Regions from separate parts of the Homo sapiens genome. Here region 1 is linked to region 2. Evidence: read pairs that join two places in POLR2A ChIA-PET (ENCODE). Cell type or tissue: Caco-2. All regions are shown on one strand. Each heading gives the region's core, and the rest is flanking DNA. Links, peaks and the distances in the headings are about the cores only. Region 1 holds the start of LOC105371796 (a long non-coding RNA gene). Region 2 holds the start of LOC124904016 (a long non-coding RNA gene).

Region 1 (11,692 bases), core at 1,894-9,893, 53 kb before region 2:
AAGAAAGGAAGGAAGGAAGGAAGGAAGGAAGAAAGAAAGAAAGAAAGAAAGAAAGAAAGAAAGAAAGAAAGAAAGAAAGAAAGAAAGAGGAAAAAAGCCCTGATATAGCTCTGGCTGTGACTGAGTCACAGCCCCATACCTGAACTGATCCCATAGCAAGCACAGGGTTCAGAAGTGGAGGGGGTAGGAGAAAAGATGGGCTACTCCGACTTCGAGGCCTGGGCCTTATGAGCCTCTCTGGATCCTGGGAGTGGAATCAGCTTCTTCTGGACCACATGTCTGAAGGTGGGCGACAGATATTTCTCATGGAATATTGGAGTGTTTTGATCAGAAGGAGGAAGGATGCTGGGTAGGGTCACAACCAAGGTCTGCTGCTGGTGGGAGAATGGAATACGCCCTCAGAGAAGTATGAACCAAGGGCTGTGGGAATTCAGAAGAGGGAGATGTCATGTCCAGCTGAGGGGGTCAAGGAAGGCTTCATGGAGGAGGAGGCATCTGGGCTGGGCCTTGAAGGATGACCAGAGTTTGGGCATTGGATCTCTTAGGATGGGAGGAAAGGGCATTGTGGGCATAGGGAACAATGTGAGCAGAAACCTGGATGTAAGCCAGAGAGAAGCAGGGGCTGAAGCCAGATGAAGGAAAGGCCTCGAATGCCAAGCTAAGGGGCATGGATTGAATTTGTGGAGCCAAGGATGGGATCATCAGATCTGAGCCCCTGGAAACGCATACTACCCACTCAGGGGCCCGGCTCCCCACCCCCACCCCTGGCCTGCTCTGGGTGCCCACAGATCCCTTTTCCTTTCGTTGAGCTCAGACAAGTCTGGAGTTTTCCAATAGAAATGCTTACTCAGAAATGGAAGAAAAGTGAAAACAGAAAGTGTGATTACAGACCTTAGCTTTCTCCTGCCAAAGTAGACAAGCTTGGTACCTGTGACAGTCCCTCTTCTCTGGGCTGAACCTGCCCTCTCCCCTCTGCCTGCTGAGCCCCAGGAGAGGCGGGGGCTGTGCTGGGGGTAGACAGCGTGCTCTCCCTGTGGGACCCTCAGGCTCTCCAGGGTCCATTCCTGCCCTGCCCTGAATAGTACTTTCTCTGCAGCTGCCCTGGCTCAGGGCAAGGGGGGGCACCCCCAATTCTCACCCCCTAAATTCCTCCCCGACCCTGGAGCCACACTGCTCTTATTATGTCACCAGGAGGTTTTTCCAAGACGTCTGCTAAGAATCAGGTGAAAATCAGCTGAAGGCTGAGTCTGCGCCAGTTCTCAGCCCCTGAAGGGTGGGTAGGGCCATGTCCCAGTCAAAGGTGTGGACTGTGGATTCCACCTCTGTTGCTAAGATGGGACAGAGAAGTCCCATAGCCTCCCGGAGCCTCAGTTTTCTCTTCTGCAATAGAGAACTAATAAGCTCCAGCTCGTAGGATTTGTTGGAGGATTAAACAGTATCCCAGAAGTCACTTACAGGCATGGGACATGTCTGCAGTACGTGGTGACAATGAGGATGATGAAGAAGAAGATAATGGAGATGAAGGAACCACCAGGAGGGGAGACATGGACCAGCAGGGTCTTTTACTTTGGATTGCTCTGAGGTGACACCAGGTGTGTGTGAGTCCACATTGACAGGCTGGGCAGATGGATGGGCGGGGGGTCAGGACGCAGCATGGGGGCTGAGGGCAGCACCATCCCGAACCACACTCCTGGGCTCTGAGCTCGCCTCACGCTGCTGGACTCAGGAGAACCTCAGCATGAACACTCATCATGTCCTCTAGCCTGGAGCTTCCCAAATTAAGGAAGGGGTGGCCTCTGGGTCATTCCAGAAAGCCCTGTGATTCAGACCGTGCCGATGTTACCCTGGGTGGACTCCCTCAGCCTCAGCCTCCCTCATCAGTTAGGGGATCCCAATCAGACTTTTTGGAGGTCAGAGGCTGCCAGGAAAGAGGGCTTTTAACAAGGTTTCTACAAACCTTGAGATTGCTAGAAAGGGCCTGATGGACGGGGTGGGGCAGGCGGGGAGAGGGGGGAGGGGGAGGAAGGCTCAGGTCAGGGGTCACCAGGCCTTAATGATCCCTCTCAGCAAACTAACTTGAGGATGTATTCCAATTGTATTTGCTTATTTATGTCAGGAACATAAACTATTGCATTAATATATTATGCCTATTATAAAAATACGTATAAAACGAAAATTTTAAGAGATATCAATAGGAAACAAGTTAAACAAATGACGTCCCATGCATACAATCAACTATGACTGACCTATTTTTTAAAATGATGTCTTATAACTCGATAATAAGAAGACAAACAACTAAATGTAAAGATGGACAAAACAACCCAGGCGTGGTGGCTCATGTCTGTAATCCCAGCACTTTGGGAGGCCGAGACAAGTGGATTGCTTGAGGCTAGGAGTTTGAGACCAGCCTGGGCAACATGGTGAAACCCCATCTCTACTAAAATTACAAAAACTAGCCAGGTGTGCTGGCAGGCGCCTGTAATCCCAGCTACTTAGGAGGCTGATGCAGGAGAATCGCTTGAACCCAGGTGGCAGAGGTTGTGGTGAGTCAAGGTTGTGCCACTACCCTCCAGCCTGGGCAACAGAGCAAGACTCCCCCACCGCCACCACAAAACTCCCGCTGCAAAAAAAAAAAAAAGATGAAAGACTCTAATAGACATTTTTTTCAAAGAAAATATATGGGCTGGCATGGCTCAGGATATTGTGACACATGCCTGTAATCCCAGCACTTCAGGAGCCGAGGCAGGAGGATTGCTTGAGGCCAGGAGTTTGAGACCAGCCTGGTCAACATAGCAAAACCCCATCTCTACAAAAAAAAAAAAAAATTAGCCGATATAGTGGTGTGTATCTATAGTCCCAGCTACTCAGGAGGCTGAGGCAGGAGGATCTTTTGGGCTCAGAAGCTCAAGGCTGCAGTGAGCTATGATTGTGCCACTGCACTCCAGCCTGGGTGACAGAGGAAAACCCTCTCTCTCCTAACAATAATAAAAAAGAATGGTTAATAAGCACACAAAAATGTTCAATTTCAATTTGTTATTTGAAAAATGCAAATTAAAACCACAATGAGATACCATTTCAAACCCACCAGGATGGCTATAATCAAAAAGACAGATAATAATAACAAGTGTGGTGGAGAATGTAGAGAAAGTGGAAGCCTCATACATTGCTGTTGGGAATGTAACATGATGCAGCCACTTTGGAAAACAGCTTGGCAGTTGCTTAAAAAGTTAAACAGAAACTACCCAAGAGAAGTAAAAATGTGGCCACACAAAGACCTGAATGCTCATAGCAGCATTGTACATTTTAAAAACCCTGTAAATCATCCAAATATGCAAAAGCTGGTAACTGGATAAACAAAATGTGAAATATCCATTCAGTGTAATACTACTCAGCAATAAAAAGGAACAAACTGGCCGAGCGCAGTGGCTCACATTCGTAATCTCAGCACTTCGGGAGGTCGAGGCAGGTGAATCACCTGAGGCCAGGAGTTTGAGACTAGCCTGGCCAACATGGTGAAACACCATCTCTACTAAAAATACAAAAATTAGCCGGGAGTGGTGGCGCACGCCTGTCGTCCCAACTACTCAGGAGGCTGAGGCACAAGAATCGATTGAACCTGGGAGGTGGAGGTTACAGTGAGCCGAGATCGCACCACTGCACTCCAGCCTTGGCGACAGAGTGAGACTCGGTATCAAAAAAACAAAAAACAAAAAGCAAAAAAGGAACAAACTTCTTAAATGAGCTACGACATAGATGAACTTCAAAAATATTATGCTCAGTAAAAGAAGCTAGACACAAAAGACCACATATTGTGTGCTTCCATTTATATGAAATTTCCAGAAAACACAAATCTGTAGAGAAAGCAAATCTGTCATTGCTGGAGCTGGGATGGCTGTGAGGATTCACTGCAGATGGATCCAACAGGACTTTGGGGGATGATGGCAATGTTATAAAACTGGCTTGTGGTGATAGCTGCCCAACTCTATACATTTAAAAAAAAACTGTTGAATAGTACATTTACAATGGATGTGTTTTATGTAAATTATATCATATCTCAATGAAGTTGTTAAAAAAAAAATGAGGAAGCTTGTTAGGTACTGGTTTAGAAAGGTCTCCAAGATTTTTTTTTTCTTTTTGAGACAGAGTGTTGCTCTGTCACCCAGGCTGGAGTGCAGTGGCATGAACTCTGCTTACTGCAACCTCTGCCTCCCAGGTTCAAGAAGCGATTATCCTGCCTTAGCCTCCCCAGTAGCTGGGATTACAGGCATCTGCCACCATGCCCAGCTAACTTTTGTATTTTTAGTAGAGACGGGGTTTCAACATGTTTGTCAGGCTGGTCTCGAACTCCTGACCTCAGGTGATCCACCTGTTTCGGCCTTCCAAAGTGTTAGGATTACAGGTGTGAGCCACCACGCTTGGCCTCCAAGGTGTATTTTTAAATGGAAAAACAAAGCACAGAATACGCTACCATTGGTTTTTTTTTTTTTTTTGGTGTTTTTTTTGTTTGTTTGTTTTTGTTTTTTTTGTGATGGAGTTTCGCTCTTTTGCCCAGGCTGGAGTGAAGTGGCACAATCTCGGCTCACTGCAACCTCCACCTCCCAGTTCAAGCGATTCTCCTGCCTCAGCCTCCGGAGTAGCTGGTATTATCGGTGCCTGCCACCACGCCCGGCTAATTTTTCTTTTTCTTTTTCTTTTTTTTTTTTGTGAGACAGAGTCTTACTCTGTCACCCATGCTGGAGTGCAGTGGCGCTATCTGCTCACTGCAAGCTCCGCCTCCCGGGTTCATGCCATTCTCCTGCCTCAGCCTCCTGAATAGCTGGGACTACAGGCACCTGCCACCACGCCCAGCTAATTTTTTTGTATTTTTTAGTAGAGACAGGGTTTCGCCATGTTGGCCAGGCTGGTCTCGAACTCCTGACCTCAAGTGATCTGCCTGCCTCGGCCTCCCAAAGTGCTGGGATTACAGGTGTGAGCCACCGTGCCCAGCCCCACTGTTTTTTTTTAAAGAGGAACAGGTGTGTATATATAGACTATTATGCAGATTTATATTTATATGTTTATACTTACACATGCCTATATGGATTTGCACAGACGCTCTGGAAGGATACACGAAAACTGGTGAGACTAGGTGTTTTGGGTGAAGGAAGTGGATGGCTTGCAGGCCAGGACTGGGAGAGTGACTTTTGTACCTTTAAATTTTTTCTTTTTAATTTTGGTAAAACACACATAACAAAGTTTACCATCTTAGCTATTTTTTAAGTGTACAGTTGAGTGGTGCTAAGTACATTCGCCTTTTGGTACAACCATCACCACCATCCATTTCCAGAGCTCTTTTCATCTTGCGAAACTGAAACTCTGTACCCGTAAAAGAACTCCACTTCCCCTCTCCCTAGGTTCCTGGCACCCCCGTTTCTCTGTGAAGAAGCCTGCTCCAGACACCTCATATAGTGGAATCACACAGTATTCGTATTTCTGTGACAAGCTGATTTCACGGAGCACAATGTCCTCAAGGTTCACCCATGTTGTAGCATGTGACAGAAGCGCCTTCCCTTTTAAGGCTGAATAATATATGCGTGGGCCACATTTTGTTTATCCATTCATCTCTCCATAGATATTTGGGTTGCTTCCACCTTTTGGCCAATGTGAATAATGCTGCTATGAACATGGGTGTACAAATATCTCTTCCAGATCTTTATATCTTTATTTTATTTTATTTGTCGAGACGGGGGGTCTCCCTCTGTCGCCCAGACTGCCCTCCAACTCCTGGTCTCAGGCAATCCTCCTGCCTCAGCCTCCCAGCGTGCCGGGGTTACAGGCGTGTGAGGCACCGCTCCCGGCCGCTTTACATTTTTAAAGCATATGAAGGTACTACCTATTTGAAAATAAATTTAAACGTAAAAGGAAGAAATACAAATAAATACAAATGGAAGGTGTACAGTTTCTTCCCATATCCCCTACCAAGGTCCCAGCGGGTGGGTCCCCCGCAGGGCAGCAGCCGGCTCGCCCGCGCAGGGGGTCCCTGCTGAGTCACGCGCAGCGGCTCAGCCCGGAGGTGCCCTCGCCTGCCCGCCGCCCACCCGCTCCCCGCCGATTGGCGAGGCCGCATTCCTGCGCGCTGCCCGCGGCCGTCCGGGTGACTCACGGTGCAGGCAGCTCAGGAACGCCCGCTCGCGGGATGAGGCTGCGGCTCGCCCGGCCACGTCCTGAGGCCTGCAGCCGCTGGTTTTCCTATTTGGAAACTCCTTAGACGTCTCCGCTTCCAACAAGCTGGTCTCCTCCCTGGCCCCCAGCAGGCAGGGAAGCCTGCGGAGGAAGCGCCCTCTCTCTCTGTGCGGGGATTCTCAGGCCTGATCTCCTAAGGAACCACGTTCTCCTCTCCTCAATTCCAGATTCCCCAAATGCCTGAAAACCGAGCTTACAGGATGGCGAAATCTGACCTGAACCAACCTGAGATTAAGTTGCAGTTTCACTTATCTGGCTGCACGTGAATACTTACATGTTTGCTGATGGAAAAAAAAAGAAAAAGAAAAAAAAAGTACATGTTTGATTACAAGAATGCGGTCCCAGGTACCCTGAGGGTGCCATTCTATACACGCACCAAATTGTTTCTAAAATCTAAAGAATTCTGAATTCCAAAGCACATCTGGCCCCAAGGTTTTAAGTAAGAAACTGTGGGTCTGTGTTATACCCATTTTACAGAGCAGCCCGGGCTCAGAGAGGTCAAGTCACAGCCGGAAACAAGCCAGTGGGTCTAAGCCCGAGTTCCTGTCTTCCTCACGGGGCTGCACACAAGGCTCTGCCTACCCTGTCTGTCCCACTCCCTCTCCTGTCCTTCCTCTGGGAAGCTCTCCTTGTCCACTACAGCCAAAGACATCATCCTTCTTGGCAAACGACCTTTCCCCTCCTGGGTCACAGAGCCAATGCCTACCACTTACAGGCAGTTGTTGGGAGACAAGAAATCTCAAGTGACTAAGCCCAGACTCAGGGCTCCAGCTCCCCAGGCCCTAGCCTTGGTTTGGCCACTTTTCAGCTGTGTGACCTTGGGTAGGTTACCTAGCCCTTCTGTGCCTCAGTTCCCGCATCCATAAAGGGGCATAATAATGATACCCCCAGCCAGGCGTGGTGGCTCACGCTTGTAATCCCAACATTTTGGGAGGCCAAGGCGGGAGGATCACTTGAGGTCAGGAGTTTGAGACCAGCCTGGCCAACATGGTGAAACTCCGTCTCTACTAAAAATACAAAAATTAGCCGGGTATGGTGGTGCGTGCCTGTAATCCCAGCTACTCTGGAGGCTGAGACAGGAGAATCACTTGAACCTGGGAGGCAGAGGTTCCAGTGAGCCAAGACTGTGACATTGCACTCCAGCCTGGGCGACAGAGTGAGACTCCGTCTCAAAAAAAAAAAAAAAAAAAAAATGAAGGAGGCCTCAGCCCACCCCAAGCCACCCACATTCTCTCCCCATTTCGCTAGTGAATGGAGCAAGTTGGGAGGTGGTAGGTCTAGCTGCGGTGAGGCCCAGACAGGTCATGGTGGATCCGGGCTGACCCTACCCTCATCTTTAAGAACACCTCCTGGGCATTCGTCCGGCCAGCCGACTGCTTTTGGGAGCTAAGAGAAAGAGCTTGAGGTGAATAATCTTTCTGGTGATGCTGGGAGAGCAGAGGACCTTCAAGATCACCTGACCTGACATTTGGTGGATGAGAAAACTGAGTACTCAGGAGGGAAGTGACCTATGAAAGTCACAAAAATCTTTCCTGGTGCAGCGGCTACCAAAAGCCAGTCCAGAGTCCCTGCCCCACCCCCACCCCTACCCCCTGGGTATGGTGTTAGAGGAGAAGGACCCAGTGAATTCAGGACCTGGGAGTTCACAGCCCTCCCCTTACCCAGCTGGGAATCCCCACTGGGAGCGGGGGTCATCTGGGAGGCCTCCTTTCTCCCACATCCCCCACGCAAGTTTCAGTGTGTTTCAGGCCCTGGGCTGGGGCCACCAGGCCTCTGTCTGCCTCCCTGAACAGGAGAGCCACTGAACGTCAACCTCAAACGAATGAGAAAGCTGGCCTTGAACAAGTTTCACTTCCCAAGGGCTGTGGTGGCTACAATCTGGGCAGCGGCATCCCCAGTGCTCTCTTGCCAGCTCCTTGCAAAACCCCGCCCGGCTCACTGAATGCAGGACCCTCCTTCTCCCTTCTCCCTGGCCCCAGGGACTGATCCAGGCCCCCAGCAGGGGAGAAGGGGCCTCCTGAGCATGTACCTCTCCAGCCCATAGAGCCCCCCTTCCAACCCAGCAGTTCCCCAGCCTCTGCCTGCGCAAGCTGGGGTGTCCATGCCAGATAGGACAACACTTTGACCTTCCCAGCATGTCTCCTCTCTGTTCCATCCCCATCCACACATCCACCGCCTTAGCAGAGACCCTCTCCTCTCTTTCCCTGCAGCCTGGCAGCGTGTGGAGTCCTAGTGTGTAGACTTTGTCATCAGACACCCCACGTTCACCTTCTGATGCCACCACTCCTAGCTGTTTGGCAGTTCTAAATGTCTGCAAATTATCTGGCACTCCTCCCGTCAAGAACTGAAGTCTGGCCAGGCACAGTGCTCACTCCTGTAATCCCAGCACTTTGGGAGGCCGAGGCGGGCAGATCACTTGAGGTCAGGAGTTTGAGACCAGCCTGGCCAACATGTCGAAACCCCATCTCAACTAAAAATACAAAAACCAGCTGGGTGTGGTAGCGTGTGCCTGTAATCCCAGCTACTTGGGAGGCTGAGGTAGGAGAATCACTTGAACCTGGGAGGCGGAGATTGCAGTGAGCCAAGATCACGCCATTCTACTCCAGCCTGGGTAACAGTGAGACTTCGTCTCAAAAAAAAAAAAAAAAAAGAAAAGAAACTGAAGTCTGTGTCTTTTCTCCTCAAAGCCGGCACAAGACCTTTTCTCCTGGGTCTCTCTGGCTCTTCAATCCCAAACCCTTTGCTTTTTATAAGCCCTCAGACTCCCTCAGGGCGGTCAGCATTTGTGGAGTCATCTTATTTATTTATTTTGTGGATTTGGCAGTTACATGGGAGTTGTATTTCTATTTTAGTCAGTATCTTTAGATATTTCATTTTAGGAAGACATTTATTTATTTATTCATTTATATTATTTATTGATTGATTTTTCTTTTTGTTGTTGTTTTCGTTTTTGTTTTTTGAGACAGTCTCGCTCTGTTGCCCAGGCTGGAGTGCAGTGGTACGATCTCGGCTCACTGCAACCCCTGCCTCCTGGGTTCAAGCAATTCTCCTGCCTCAGCCTCCTGAGTAGCTGGGATTACAGGTGTGCACCACCACGACTGGCTAATTTTTGTACTTTTGAGAGATGGGGTTTTGCTACTTTGGCCAGGCTGGCCTTGAACTCCTGACTTCAAGTGATCTGCCCACCTTGGCCTCCCAAAGTGCTGGGGTTATAGGGGTGAGCCACTGTGCCTGGCCTATTTATATTTATTTTGAGACAGGGTCTTGTTCTGTTACCCAGGCTAGAGTGCAGTAGCAGGATCACAGCTCACTGCAGCCTGGAACTCCTGGGCTCAAGCGATCCTCCCATCTCAGCCTCTGGAGTTGCTGGGACTACAGGTGTATGTAACCATATCCAGCTAATTTTTTAAATTTTTTTTGTAGAGATTGGGGGGTGTCTCACTATGTTACCCAGGCTGGTCTTGAACTTCTGAACTCAAGTGATCCTCTTGCCTCAGCCTCCCAAAGTGCTGGGATTACAGGCGAGAGCCACTGCGCCTGGTGGTCTGTGATGTTAAACCACGTCAGCTCTTTTTACTATTTAGCTCTCTCCCCTATCCCCCCCCATTAGAGTGTGAGCTCCATGAAGGCAGGGAGGTTTCTTTGCATTGTAATCTGCTGCATCCTCAATGCCTACAACAGTGCCTAGCACATAATAGGTGCTTAATAAACATTCCTTGAATGCATAAGTGAATGGATGCATAACGTGCCCACTACTGTGGGGCCAAAACCAGCTGTAGACTGGGCACTGCTCTCTCCTCTGTGAAATGGAAGCTGTGGCACTGCCTACCCATCAGGGGTGTGGTGAGGTCACTGGAAAGGGTGACCTAATACGTTGCTAATGCTCAGATGGGGATTGCTGGGAGTGTTGCCTTTCTCAGTTGTCACAGGGCCACTAGGCGAGTCCCTCCATCTGGAAAGACAAATCCAGGCTTCCTGTTGCCCCTGGCCCAGACTCCATGAAGACACAAAACCTGTGAGCTTCCTTAGAGATCCCATACTCCCTCCCTGTTTGTACTCCAATTCCAGCTCTGGCCCACTGATCACTTGTTGAAATCCTGGAGTTTCAGGACCAGGCTTCATCCCCTTTATCCCAGGGTCTATCCCCCCTCCTGCCCAGCGCTGGAGAATGGACAATGAGTTGTTCAGAGCGTCCATTGAGATCACCTGATGAAAGAAAGAAAGAAAGGAAGGAAAGAAAGGACAGGAAAGGAAAAGAAAAAGAAAAAGCCAAGACGATGGATCACACAGCCAATGTCTTCCCATTTCCTGCCCAGAAGGTAGGAATCTCATGCTGAGCCTATCAGGACAAAGGAAATGCTGACGTTAAACAGGCCCCACCTGCACACACAGACAAGGTAGCGGTGGCCCTCTGGGAGGCACCTGCTTTCTCTTCAAACAGAGCAGAGAATGAGGGGGTCCTGGTGGCTAATACAGAGCCCCAGGCTCCCCCAACCCTCCTGACGGTTGAAGAGCAGTTTCTGTGCCGTTAGGTGGCACCTCTCTGGTGCCTGCAGAGATTATCTACAAAGGAGCAGGGCTGAAGGGATGGGGCCTGCCCCCTGTGCCTTTCAGCTGTTTACACCTGGCTCTGCCCCAGAGTGTAGAGGAAGGGAGTGAACTGGGGGAGACTAGTGTTGTTGGCCTGGAAAGACCTAGGCAAAACTCAATTTGAGCAGTTTAGGGGTTAAAGGCCGTCCTAGAAAAGCTAGCCTCTGCTAACAGCTAGTTAACTTTGCACCCTCCTTGGGACCCTCCCTCCCTCCAGTGTTATCCTCCCACCATCCCCACATCCTTATCTTACCCCCACCTCTCACTCCTGGCCCTGGGGGGAAGCGTCCCAGCAGCCCTGTTCAGAGGAAGCACCTCGTTGCCAGGACGTGGAGGTAGGCCAATTCCAAACCCTTCTTCCTTCAACCCTTGGCTGCTGCTGCTTTTTTTTTTTTTTTTTTTTTAGAGGCAGGGTCTTGTTCTGTCACCCAGGCTGGAGTGCAGTGGGGTGATCAAAGCTCACTGCAGCCTTGAACTCCTGGGCTCAAGCAATCCTCCTACCTCAGCCTCCTGCATAGCTAGGACTACAGGCACATGCCACCAGACTCACCTAATTTTTTTCTTGAGGTGGAGTCTCGCCGTGTCGCCCAGGCTGGCGTGCAATGGTACAATCTTGGCTCACTGCAACCTCCACCTCCCGGATTCAAGCGATTCTCCTGCCTCAGCCTCCCGAGTAGCTGGGACTACAGGCGTGTGTCACCATGCCTGGCTAATTTTTGTATTCTTAGTAGAGACAGGGTTTCACCGTGTTAGCCAGGATGGTCCTGATCTCCTAATCTCGTGATCCGCCCGCCTCAGCCTCCCAAAGTGCTGGGATTACAGGCGGGAGCCACCACGCCCGGCTACAGCTAATTTTTAAACCATGTGTAGAGACGGGGTT
Region 2 (11,692 bases), core at 2,038-10,037:
AGGTGGGCCAGGTAGTCTCTACCCGTAAGGCCAGGGCACCAAGGAGACAGGGAGAATTCCTGCTGGTGTTTTGACATCACAGATGCCCCATGCCCACAGGCCCACTGGCAGAGACCACCATCTCTTCTCCACTCTAGGGCCCCCCCACCAAGTGGGTACTCCTGCAGCTCGACCCCAGCTCTGGGGAGCAAAGTCATATAAACTCACTCTGTGACAGCTCAGCAGGGGGAACAGAGAGAACCACCAAACCAGTTGCCGCCACCAGACCCCAGCACAGCCGGGACCCAGGACGCACTAAAGATGCCATCACAGGTCATGGGGAAAGACAAACTTGTCAGTGAAAGGTCACAGGACAACTGGCTGCCCATCCAGAGATAAACATAAATAAACAAGTATATAAGTAAGGGAGGGTCCACATCTCACTCTGTCCATGCACAATAACCCTCAAAGGATTAAAGATTTAAGTTTTTAAAAACGAAGCCATAAATACAAAGAAGAAAACAAAATCTAATATGCTGTATGTATATACCTATATATAAGCCTATATATTTTATATATGTGTCTCTTTATATAGATAAAAGACTTCAATATGCTGTATGTACATATAAATATATACAATATATACTATGCTGTGTGTGTATATATATAAAAGACTTATGCTGTATGTATATATATATATATATATATATATATATATATATATATATATATGACTTTGTAACAAAGATGCAAAATATAAAAGCCATAAAATAAATGAGTGATACATTGGACTACATAAGTATATTTTAAGAAAACTTGTGTGGCAAAATAATGCTATTAGCAGAGTCAAAAGACAACTCAGGGTGGGGGAGGGAATTACAACTCATGTAATAATAGACAAAGGATTATTTTCCCTAGTATAGAAAAAGCTACTAGAACTCAATAAGAAAAAAGCCCAACAACCCAATACAGAAACAGGCAAAGGATATAAATAGACCATTCACAGAAAAAAAAGGGGGGGAACAAACAGCCCTTAAATATATGAAAAGATAATCTTACTGGAAAGAGAAATGCAAATTTAAAGTACCTTAAGATAATACATTTTATGGTCAGGTTGGCAGAAAACAAAAGTTTGACAACAGTCAGTTGGCAAGGCTTTGGGGACCAGACACTAATTTGTGTTGGTGAGGGCACATTGGTATATGCCTCATGGGACATACTCATCAAATATCTAATATTTATCTTTTGACCCCAAAATCCCACTTCTGCAATTTTTCCTACTTCTACCTGTACATATATAACAGTATTCATTATGACATTGTTGTAACAGCAAAAAATGGGAAATATTCCAAATGCCTGTCAACAGGAGACTGGTAAAATGGATTATTTGTAGTTGTAGGGAAGGAGACAGAACCTCTCTAGGTACAATCTCCAAGATACATTGTCAAAGAAATAAAAAGTAAACAAGGTTTTTGTTTTGTTTTGTTTTGTTTTTTACCTTGTTTTACACATAGGACGGTGTTGCTTGAGAGAGAAAATTAAGTAATCAGATACATAATTATACTAGTTTGTACTCAGAAACTTTGGAAGAATGAAGAAAGAATGAATGAAAGTGGTGACTTTTGAGTTGATGGAGAACAGAGCAGGGAAACAGTGTACATGTGACATTTTTACTATAGACTTTAAAATATTGCTTTGATTTAAAAAAAAACCTGTAAAAATACTATCTAGTAAAATAAATTCAAGGCTATTGGCAAAATAGAGGGGCTGGAGAATGCAATTACAATTTGAATACAAACTCTTAAGGAGACTCAAATCAAGCAGAGTTTTAAAAAAGGACTGATTTTGGCCGGGCGCAGTGGCTCACGCCTGTAATCCCAGCACTTTGGGAGGATGAGGCAGGCGGATCATGAGGTCAGGAGATTGAGACCATCCTGGCTAACACGGTGAAACCCCGTCTCTACTAAAAATACAAAAAATTAGCCGGGCATGTTGGGGGGCGCCTGTAGTCCCAGCTACTCAGGAGGCTGAGGCAGAATGGCGTGAACCCGGGAAGCGGAGCTTGCAGTGAGCCGAGATCATGCCACTGCACTCCAGCCTGGGCGACAGAGCAAGACTCCATCTCAAAAAAAAAAAAAAAAAAGACTGATTTTTAGAACTTAAAATATGTCATTGTACTAGTTGAAGGAGAAGAAATTCACTCTTGAGATTCAAATTTGCAGCCTGGAAGGTCAAGAAGAAACATCAAACCTCAGAGCAAAAGTACAACAAGAATGAAATAAAGAGACCAAAGATAAACTGGGGGGGACCCAGTTGGGAGCGCTCACATGCAAAGGAAAGAAAAGGTAAAAGAAACAATAATCGAGCAACAGTCCGGGCGCAGTGGCTCATGCCTGTAATCCCAGAACTTTGGGAGGCCAAGGCAGGCAGATTGCTTGAGCCCAGAAATTTAAGACCAGCCTGGGCAACAAGGTGAAACCTTGTCTCTCCATAAAATACAAACAAAATTAGCTGGGCACGGTGGCGTGCGCCTGTATTCCCAGCTTCTCAGGAGACTGAGGTGGGAGGATCACTTGAACCCAGGAGGTCGAGGCTGCAGTGAGCCGTGATCGTGCCATAGCACTCCAGCCTGGGTGGCACAGTAGACCCTGTCTCAAAAAAATAAAAAATAAAGAAACAATAATCAAATCAAGCAACAAATAGATGTTCCTAAGCTGAGAAAAGACCGGAGTCTACAGAGTGACAGGTTCTGTAAGCTCCAAATGAGGGTGCTGAGAAAAGAATCCCCATCGAGGCATGTGCTAAAGAATATGTGTTTGATTAGGAACCCCAGAGAAGGGACAGCTGCCAATAATGAAATGGAAAGTGTAACAGGAAGAAAAAGGAAATCGATAACCAGATCAGAGGGAAAAAAACTGCAAGATAAACCAATAAATGTAAAATAAGCCAAAGGTAATCAAATCAAGTACAGTAGATCAATTGTTAAATGAAATGTGAACAGATTGAATTCTCCCACTAAAAGACAAAGAGTCAGCTTGGGTTTAAAAATACAGTGATAGGCTGGGTGCAGTGCCTCATACCTGTAATCCCAGCACTTTGGGAGGGTGAGGCAGGTGGATCACTTGAGGTCAGGAGTTTGAGACCAGCCTGACCAATGTGGTGAAACCCTATCTCTACTAAAAATACAAAAATTAGTTGGATGTGGTGGCGTGTGCCTGTAATCCCAGTTAATCAGGAGGTTGGGGCAGGAGAATCAGTTGAATCTGGCAGGCGGAGGTTGCAGTGAGCCAAGATCGCACCACTGCACACCAGCCTGAGTGACACAGCGAGACTCCATCTCAAAAAACAAACAAAAATCCATGAAAATAATAAAAATACAGTGGTGGCGGGCAACACGAAGAAACCCCATCACTACAAAAAATACCAAAAAAAAAAAAAATTAGCTGGGCATGGTGGCACGTGGGCCATGTGGTCCCACGTTCTCAAGGTGCTGAGGCAGGAGAATTGCCTCAGCCAGGGAGGCTGAGGCTGCAGAGAGCCATGATCACACCACTGCACTCCAACCTGGGCAACAGAGGGAGACCCTATCTCAAACAAAACAAAACAGTGATGTGACATATACAAGAAATTAGTAGTTTCAAAAAATGATAATAGTAGGAAATAAAAGAATGCTAAGCAAGTACAAAAAAAAGATAAAGTAAAATAAGGAGTGGTCATATAAACAATAGAAGGGTGAAATTTAAGGTTAAGCACTAGAATAGGATAAAGAGGGACACCACGTAATGATAGAAAAGCACAATTTGTAACGAAAGAACGCTCGAAATCTGCATCCTCCTGACAGCGTCGTAGTTAAATATAAAAAGCAAAAACTAGGAAAAGCCCCAGAAGAGCTTTATAGAGAAAATGTGAGAGGAAGGTTTAACATAACACATCTCTATCAGAATTAGAGTAAAAGACCCCTGCCCCCAAGCAAAGGATACAAAGGAAATGAAAGTTTGAATAATACAATCAATAAACATGATTTGATGCAGATAGTACCTTATATCCCTTAAATAGAAAATATGCATTTTTCCGGCCAGGCGTGGTGGCTCACACCTGTAATCCCAGCACTTTGGGAGGCTGAGGTGGGTGGATCACTTGAGGTCAGGAGTTGCAGACCAGCCTGGCCAACATGGCAAAATCACCTCTGTACTAAAAATACAAAAATTAGCCCGGTGTGGTGGCGCACACCTGTAATCCCAGCTACTCAGGAGGCTGAGGCAGGAGAATCACTTGAACCCAGGAGGTGGAGGTTGCGGTGAGCCGAGACCACGCCACTGCACTCCAGCCTGGGCGACATCTCAAAAAAATAAAATTAAAATAAAAATAAAAAAAGAAAATACGCATTTTTCTTATGTGTCTGTGAAAAACTTAGCAAAATCATTTACTTGGTCACAAAGAAATTCATAATAAATTTTAAAAGTGGAGAGTTTACACATCTGGAGAAAATGAATGCTTTCCTAGTAAAATATAAAATGGCCAAAATTAACTAGAAGGTGAGTAGAAACTTAAATAAACTAATTACCATTGATGAGAAAAAAAATCTGCCACTGAAAAAGGCACCCGGTCCAGAGGGTTTCATGAGCGGGAACTGTAGAAACCTTTCGAATTCAACTCTGCCAACACCTTCCTCCTCCAGGAAGCACTCCTGGATTTCCCTCTTGCCAACAAGATTCTGGGAGGGCAGCTCCTCCAACATGCCCCCAACAGCTCTCTGCAGACATATCATATCATATCATATCTTCCATACCATAACTGCCATGCCATACAATATCATAACTGGATCTGCTGTTCAATTTCTCCTGGACAGTAAGCTACCTGAGGGCAGGAACCATCCTTTATTTTTCATTGCTCCCTAGCCCCCAGTACAGCGGCTGACATTCACTGACTAGGTGAATATGGTAAATGAAAAAGCAGAAGGCACAATCGTCATTACACTGTGATGTCTCTACGGGAACTGCCCAAGAGATACGCATAAGAAGGCAGAATAAATGGGAAGAAACCAACATGCTCACAGTCATTCGATTGAGATTTCCTCCTATTATTCAAATATTTGTAATGGAGTTAAGCTATTTTTATAGGGAGGGAATAGTAATTTACACATTTAACTGGGCCAAGGAGGAGAAAGGAAGGGGGAGGCTGGGATGATTCTGCAGGCAGGCCCTTCTGCTACCTCTGCTTCCTCTCTCTGGCCCAGTCCCTAGACAGACATGGAGGCCTGGGCAGGGGCCCCTGCCCCCCTCCTTTCATGCCTCACAGGGGACCCCCAGCCAGGAGAGGGCAAGGAGGCAGGGTGGGCACCCACAGCAGCCTCAGCTGGACAGAAGGGTCCTGCAGGCCTCACCCGGCTCAGGCAACAGTTCTGGAAGTTCCCTCAACACCAGAATCCTTCTGCAATCTGGAAACAGAGCTTCCCAAATTTTAGCAAGAGCACCTCTGTGCCTGTGCCCCAGAGCCCTAGTCCTGGCAGCCCTGTTTCCCCTTCAATATGAACCAACAGCCACTGACCTCTCACTCCCCGGCACAGATCCAGCTCCCAATCTCCCTAACATTCAGGCATGGAGACTCGACCACATCCCTGATCATCAGCTACGCCCTGGTCACGATCATGGACTTTCCCATTCCCCAGGGCCTGGCACTGACCACCCATCCAGGCTGGCATTCAGTACTGATGCCCACCCCTCCCTGTACTGGACGCAGTCAGCTCTAGGAAGGGCAGAGAAAACAGGTCTATGGGAGCTAAGCTATGAGGATGCAAAGGCCTAAGAATGATATAATGGATTTTGGGGACTTGGGAGTGGGGGAAGGGTGGGAGGGGGGTGAGGGATAAAAGACTACACATTGGGTACAGTGCACACCAGTCGGGTGACGGGTGCACCAAAATCTCAGAAATAGCCACTAAAGAACTTATTCACGTAACCAAACACCACCTGCTCCGCAAAACCATTGAAATAAACATTACAAAAAACAGGTCTAGAGTGAGGTCAACTGCTGAGGCCTGGGAAGAAAGTGAGGGGGCAGGTGGGCTTGTCCTGGGGCCCATCGCAGGCCCCTGGGCGCTGAAGGGAGCCAAGGACTAAGAGGTGAGAGCCAGGCACAGGCTCCAGCGAGACCTGAAGAGATCATGGGGCCTGCAGGAGAGCCAGGGGGTGCGGGGGGTGGGCAGGGAGATCTCTGGGTGGACAGCAATGTGGGGTGAGGGTGGGAGGGAGATCCAAGAAGCTGCTGTCTCCTAAGTCAGGTCCTAGGCAGGCAGAGGGGCTCCTGGGACAGCCTGGGGCTGCAGGTGAGTCACCGGGAGGGAACTGGGTCAGGTGTAAAGAAACCAGCAGGGCCACCCCAGGGTGGCTGCCCCACCTGGGGGTTGGGGGTGGGGGGTGCCGGAGGAGGGAGTACGAGCAAGGGGCTAGCTAGAGTCCCTTCAACTTGGCCTCAGCTTCCTGCTGTTACCAACACCCCTTGCCAAAGTCCCCCTAGCTGGCCCCGAAGGGGGACAGGAGGGTCTGTCCCAAGGCCAGTTCCTTTCTCTCAGTCACAGTGGCCTCGGGCTGCCCTTGGAGTTTGTCCTAGGAAGTGGGTGCTGGGCCTGGATCCAGAGGGGAGGGGCCCCCAGATGGGTTTTAGGATTCGGGAAAGGGAGGGGAGAGATTGGGGAAACTGCTGTGGCCACCCCCTAGTCCCCCAGGGGCGAGGACTCACTCAGTTCCCAGTGGAGGAGAAGGAATGAGGGCCCCGGGCTCCTTCCAGTCGGGGCTGCCTGCTCATGTGCGGCGCCTCCGGGGCTGCTTGTATAAGAAGGTGCAGCAGCCCGGCTGGAACTTCCCTCCCAGCGGCCAATGCCCCAGCAGCAGGGGCGGGCTCCAGGCCAGCTCCACCTGCCTGGGCCTTCCCACCTCTGGGCGGGGATGGTGACCGCACCCTGAAATCCCAGAGTCAGGACCAAGGGAAGAGTCTCAGAGGCCCCTTTATTGCACTGGCTTTGGCCTGGCTTCCCAGAGCTCCCTGAGTGGCCTCTTTGTGGGAGAGGAGGAGTCATCCCTGCTTACCTCCCCCGTCTCCCTCTATCCCCTCTCAGAAGGGTTTGCTTCTGCCCTCTCCTGGGCAGCAAAAGAACAGGAGATGTCCCTCCTGGGACATCAACTCTTCCACAACAGGGCTGGGCACGCAGGACGCTCAGAAGAAGGAGCATGTGCCTGCCTTCAGCTTGTACTGTTCTTGTTGAGGGGAACAGGGTGGCCAACCCTAAAGGCCACCAGGCTGAAACTGAACCTGCTGGCCAGGGTGGGGCTTGGGGTCAGGGGGCCTGGAACTGTCCTGAACACAGCCACTTCCTGGCCGTGTGAGCTTCGTCGTGTCACTAAACCTCTCTGAACCTCTGTTTGTACTCAGGGCAAATGGAGGTGCCTACGCCTGCCTTCCAAGCTGCTGGGAGCTTAACCCTGGGTTACAAGCCTTTCAGCAAGAGCCCACAGGACTGTTAGCCCCTTTGGGACTGCATCTTACCACACTTTGTCCCCAGTGTCCAGCACAGTGACCAGCCCACCCCAAGTGCTCAATATGCGCGATTAGAGTGCATGGGGAGTGACAAGGCTGTAAAACACCATCCATGGCAGGAGCTCCTCTGTTCTGGGGGTCCCTGGCCCTGTCTGGTAGCCTGCCCTAAGCCCTGAGCTGCTGCCTGACAGAAGGGCATCCCCACACACTCCCCAGTGCCCCCGTGCCATGCCATCCCCACATCCTGCCCCCTCTGTTCTGCACCCACTTTCTTCTGAGATCCCTTCTCAGCAACAACCTTCTCCCCATCTTTAGCCTCCCCATCTCCTGCCCACCCACCTGAGCCTGGGGACGGTTCCATCCATGACCCTACACCCCCTCTGGCCACACTGTGTCTCTCTCCTTCTGCCCGTTGTCCACACACTCAATTCGCACCCTCACTTCACTACTGACCACTGCCCTCTGCCTTCAGCAGCCCCCTGACCAGCTGAGCGTCTAGTGGTCACTTAGGGTAAGTGTTATACGGCCTTTCTCTCACATGACCTTCCTGTGCGTCCTTCTTCTGGACACTTCTTGGCCTCTGAGCCAGCACTCTCATGCTTCTCTTCCCTTTGGCACCTAAATCCAGGTGGGCCCCATCTTTTTTCCACTCTGCTCCTCCCCAAGTCATCCCCCCGTCAGGAAGCAGCACCACTGTCTGCCCACGAGTGCCAGCTGGGAATCTAGAACTCAACCTGATTTCCCTCCCACCTCCCTCGGCCCCCAGACCCTGCCCATCCATCTCCCAAACCTCTGTTTCCACACATGCCCACGAGACCACCAAGAGCTTCAGCCATTCTTGAAGCCCTGGCCACAGGGATTTTTTTCTCAATCCCATTCCTGTCTCTGCTAAAAGCCTCACAGCGGCTGCAGGATAATGTGCACATTCCTGGCAAGGGCCCACGAGGCCCTGCCCGGGTGGGCACCCACTCTCAACCCTATGCTCCACTCTGAGCCCCGGCCCCATGTCTTCTCTTGCTGGCCTCCTATCCAAGAGGGTGAGTCCCCCAGGATCGTGGCTGTGCCTCAGTCCTCTCCAGATCCGAAGGCTCACCAGGGCTTGGCAGGTATTCAGCTAGTTGATGCCTAATGAAGGAGTGAATGGGCCTGGAGGATCATGGTGGGGAAACTCTGCCTGGGACAACTAAGAGCAGGGATGGGGTTCCCTTGCGGGGGCAGGGCCAACTCCCTACCCTGGACTTTGTTGGGGGTGGAGCACCAGGGAGACCCACAGCTGCCTCTTGAATAAAGCTCTGTGGCAGGGAACGTGGTATTATTGCACACATCGCACAGGGGAGGAAACAGGACCAGAGATGCAAAGCGACTTGTGGAGGTCACAAGTGGGGCCAGAGAGCTGCCTGTCTCTGGCCAATGTCCTAGATTCCCCCCCTGGGTAAGTCCCCTACCCCTATCATCGGTGCCCCTCCCTCCATATGCCACTGCAACTGGGAACCTGCTGGGAGCTGGAGGAAGGATGGGCAGAGGGGCCACCTGGCAGGCGCCCTGGCAGCCGGGGTGATCTGTCTTCTCAGGAGATGTCAGGACCTGGGCAGTCTCCTTCCTCTTTGGTCCTGGGGCCTGGGGTGTTGGCCCTTGCAGACCTACAGAGCCCTGGCTCATAGGTAAAGGGCTGCCGCACCTCTGCGCTTCTCAACACACACTCTCTGTGCACTCTGTTTGAGCCAGACCCTGGGCCAGATGCGAGGTTCAAAGAGCAAGGCCATTCCCCCACCTCCAGGGGCTCTGCTCAGATGGGCAGGCACCCTCCCACCGTCACTAGGACAGAGTGGCAGTGCCCAGCCCCGCCCGCCGGGTGCCGTTCCCCACCCTGGCCACAAGGCGGCGGGCTACCGCTGCAGAAGCCTGAGTGAAGGCGGCGGAGACCCAGGGAAGCCAAACCAGGACTACCCAGACAGCCTGGGTGGACCCCCTGCTGCTGTCAAGCGCTTCGAAGCCTTACCTCGTTTAAGGCTCACAACCCTAATCCTTAAGTATTGTGCTTACACCAGAGGACGCTGGGCCTGGGGGAACGTCCTCGCGTGTAAGTTAAGTGGCTGTCAGCAGCTGGCAGGTGACCCAGCAGAATCCAGTTCCCCTTTCCCTAGTCTCAAAACCTGAGCTCTGCATTGTAACGAGTCGGGCGGAGGGAACACCCAGCAGCGGGCCTACGGAGGCGTGTCTCCTTCGTCTGGGCATCCCGGACTCAGTCCTGGCACATAGTGGGCATCAGTGTTCATGGTAATGACATCAGGTACAGCGAAAGAAATCAGAGGCTCCCGAGGATCAGAGGTCATCTGTCCAACCCCTCCCTTTGGGCTAAAGAACAAACCGAGACCCTAAGAGAGGAAAAGAACTGCCCCTAGATCATCACACGGCCGGTGGCAGATGGCAGAACGGTTCTGAGCATCTTTTTTTCCCCTCGGGCTGCCCCTCTCTGAAAAGTTCCTAAAGTTCAAAATGTCAGGGTCGCCTAGAGTGTTCTGAGGATGTAAGACCTGTTTTTAAAACGTGCTCTATTTTCGATTTCCCAGATGAACACAACTGGACTCTGAAGAGGGGGAAAAAAACAACCTCACTTAACCGGACGTCTTTCTGAAACAAACCCATCAAGAGTTCTTTAAAAAAAGGAACTGAAATGCTGGAAGCACCCTCAAAGGGAAGCAGACGCCTGACTTTCACATCCACCCTCTCATCTGACCCCAGACTCCTGGGAGACGGGCAAGTCGGTTGGGCCGGGGCAGGCCCGCAATCCCCCGTTCCGTGCCCAGATGCGCTTCGGAATACAGAACAGCTGGGACTTGGAAAGATAATATGGGGCACACACCTGCAGTAGGTTATATAACCTCCCAGCAGGGCTTGGGGCAGCAGCCGACCATCGAGCTCATTTGCATTTCTGCAGCGAAACATGAATATTCACACAAGTGCGATAAATAAAGACCATCAGCAGCCTCACATCAGTTCAAGCGCAATTTTGCCACCAATTGGATTACGAAAAGCCTCTGGGCTTCCAGGGAGCTTTGGAGCTTGGGAATTGCTGATGAGGGACTGCGGGCGTGCACCCCTCACGTTTCGCGGTTGGGGAGAGGGAGCTCATCCGAAGTCTTCGGACAGAGGTGGGCGTCGTGCCCGACGCTGAGCGGAGCGGGTCTCCTTGCGCCCCGGCTCCGTGCGGGCGCGGTCCCTAGCGCGCCACCCGCCTCCGCGCCCCAGCGCCCGGGGAGGTACCTGCTCTGCGCTCTCCTCCGGCGGCGGGACGTGCAAGTCCTGGATGACCTCGTAGACGTTCTCTGAGTCGCTGCGCGCCAGAGGCCGCGGGCACACCCAGGAGCCCGCCACGCTGCAGGCCTTGAAGCTGCCGCTGCTTCCTAGGAGGCCGGCGGGAGGCGAGACGGCGGCGCAGGCCAGGTCGTTCAGGGACTGCGCGGGCCGCACGGGCGCCGCGGGCCGCAGGTACAGGCAGGCTGGCAGGCCGGGCGCCAGGCTGCTGCGCTGGGTCGCGGCGCCGCGTTGCGCAGGGCCGCACAGGGAGCTGGCTCGGCCTCCGGACTCCTCGGGGGCGCCGTCGGGGCCCGCGGTCGCCGCCGCGCTCACAAACCGGTAGTCGTAGGCGAGCGGCTCAGGGGCCGCGGGGCTCGGGTGGGGACCTGGCGGCGCGGCGGCGGCAGGGTTGCCCAGCGCGGGCAGCTCGCGCACGTACTGCGCAGGCAGGTAGAAGGGGCGGCCGCCGGGCTCACGCCGCACGTGCCACCAGTGCTCGGTGCTGCGCCGCAGCAGCCGGTAGCGCTCATTCGGCCGGATGGCCACGCGGCGCCCGTCCTTGCCGGTGTACTCGAAGGGGTGCTCCACCAGCACGTACACGTCCCCCACCACGTCCGCCGCCATCGCAGCCGCGGCGTTTTCCTGCGGGCAACAAGAAGGAGGGCCGCGGAGGTCAAGACCACCGAGCCTGGAATAGCCCCGCACTCGGGGACAGACTTGGGTTCGAGTCCCGATCCTGCACTCGCCGTTCGCCTTCGGGCCTCAGTTTTCCCATCTCTAAAATGGGAACTTGCATAAAATCACATGTAAGGCTTCCATTCTTACACTCAGTGCTGGAATTAGGACAGCCCTTCGTTCTGTGGGGTTGATTCTAAGATTTGAC

What was found. Peaks named below come from ENCODE experiments on the same cell type or tissue, not always from the same donor. Only the 100,000 strongest peaks of a DNase experiment are listed, where the experiment ranks them.
Region 1: POLR2A ChIA-PET joins it to region 2 with 10 read pairs; 5 of 35 experiments call an interaction of 5 or more read pairs at or near these places.

Annotation. Positions count from the first base shown.
Region 1 is chr17:45,365,720-45,377,411 of GRCh38, forward strand. It overlaps LOC105371796 (a long non-coding RNA gene), which reads right to left and starts at 803. Exons shown (of 3, transcript XR_934786.3): 1 at 140-803. RefSeq lists enhancers at 5,500-6,699, 5,649-6,297, 6,044-6,338, 6,298-6,947, 7,606-8,178 and 2 more. In Caco-2, for the core only: no CTCF peak of the experiment used is centred there; a DNase peak (open chromatin) is centred at 6,192; H3K4me3 peaks cover 898 bases.
Region 2 is chr17:45,418,847-45,430,538 of GRCh38, forward strand. It overlaps ARHGAP27 (Rho GTPase activating protein 27), which reads right to left. Exons shown (of 20, transcript NM_001282290.2): 4 at 10,777-11,451. The coding sequence starts at 11,433. It overlaps LOC124904016 (a long non-coding RNA gene), which reads left to right and starts at 9,717. Exons shown (of 2, transcript XR_007065825.1): 1 at 9,717-9,802; 2 at 10,083-10,503. RefSeq lists enhancers at 4,870-5,376, 5,377-5,881, 6,626-7,196, 10,808-11,308, 11,309-11,692. In Caco-2, for the core only: CTCF peaks have their summits at 7,119 (motif pointing left) and 9,375 (motif pointing right); DNase peaks (open chromatin) are centred at 6,335, 6,955 and 9,395; H3K4me3 peaks cover 1,907 bases.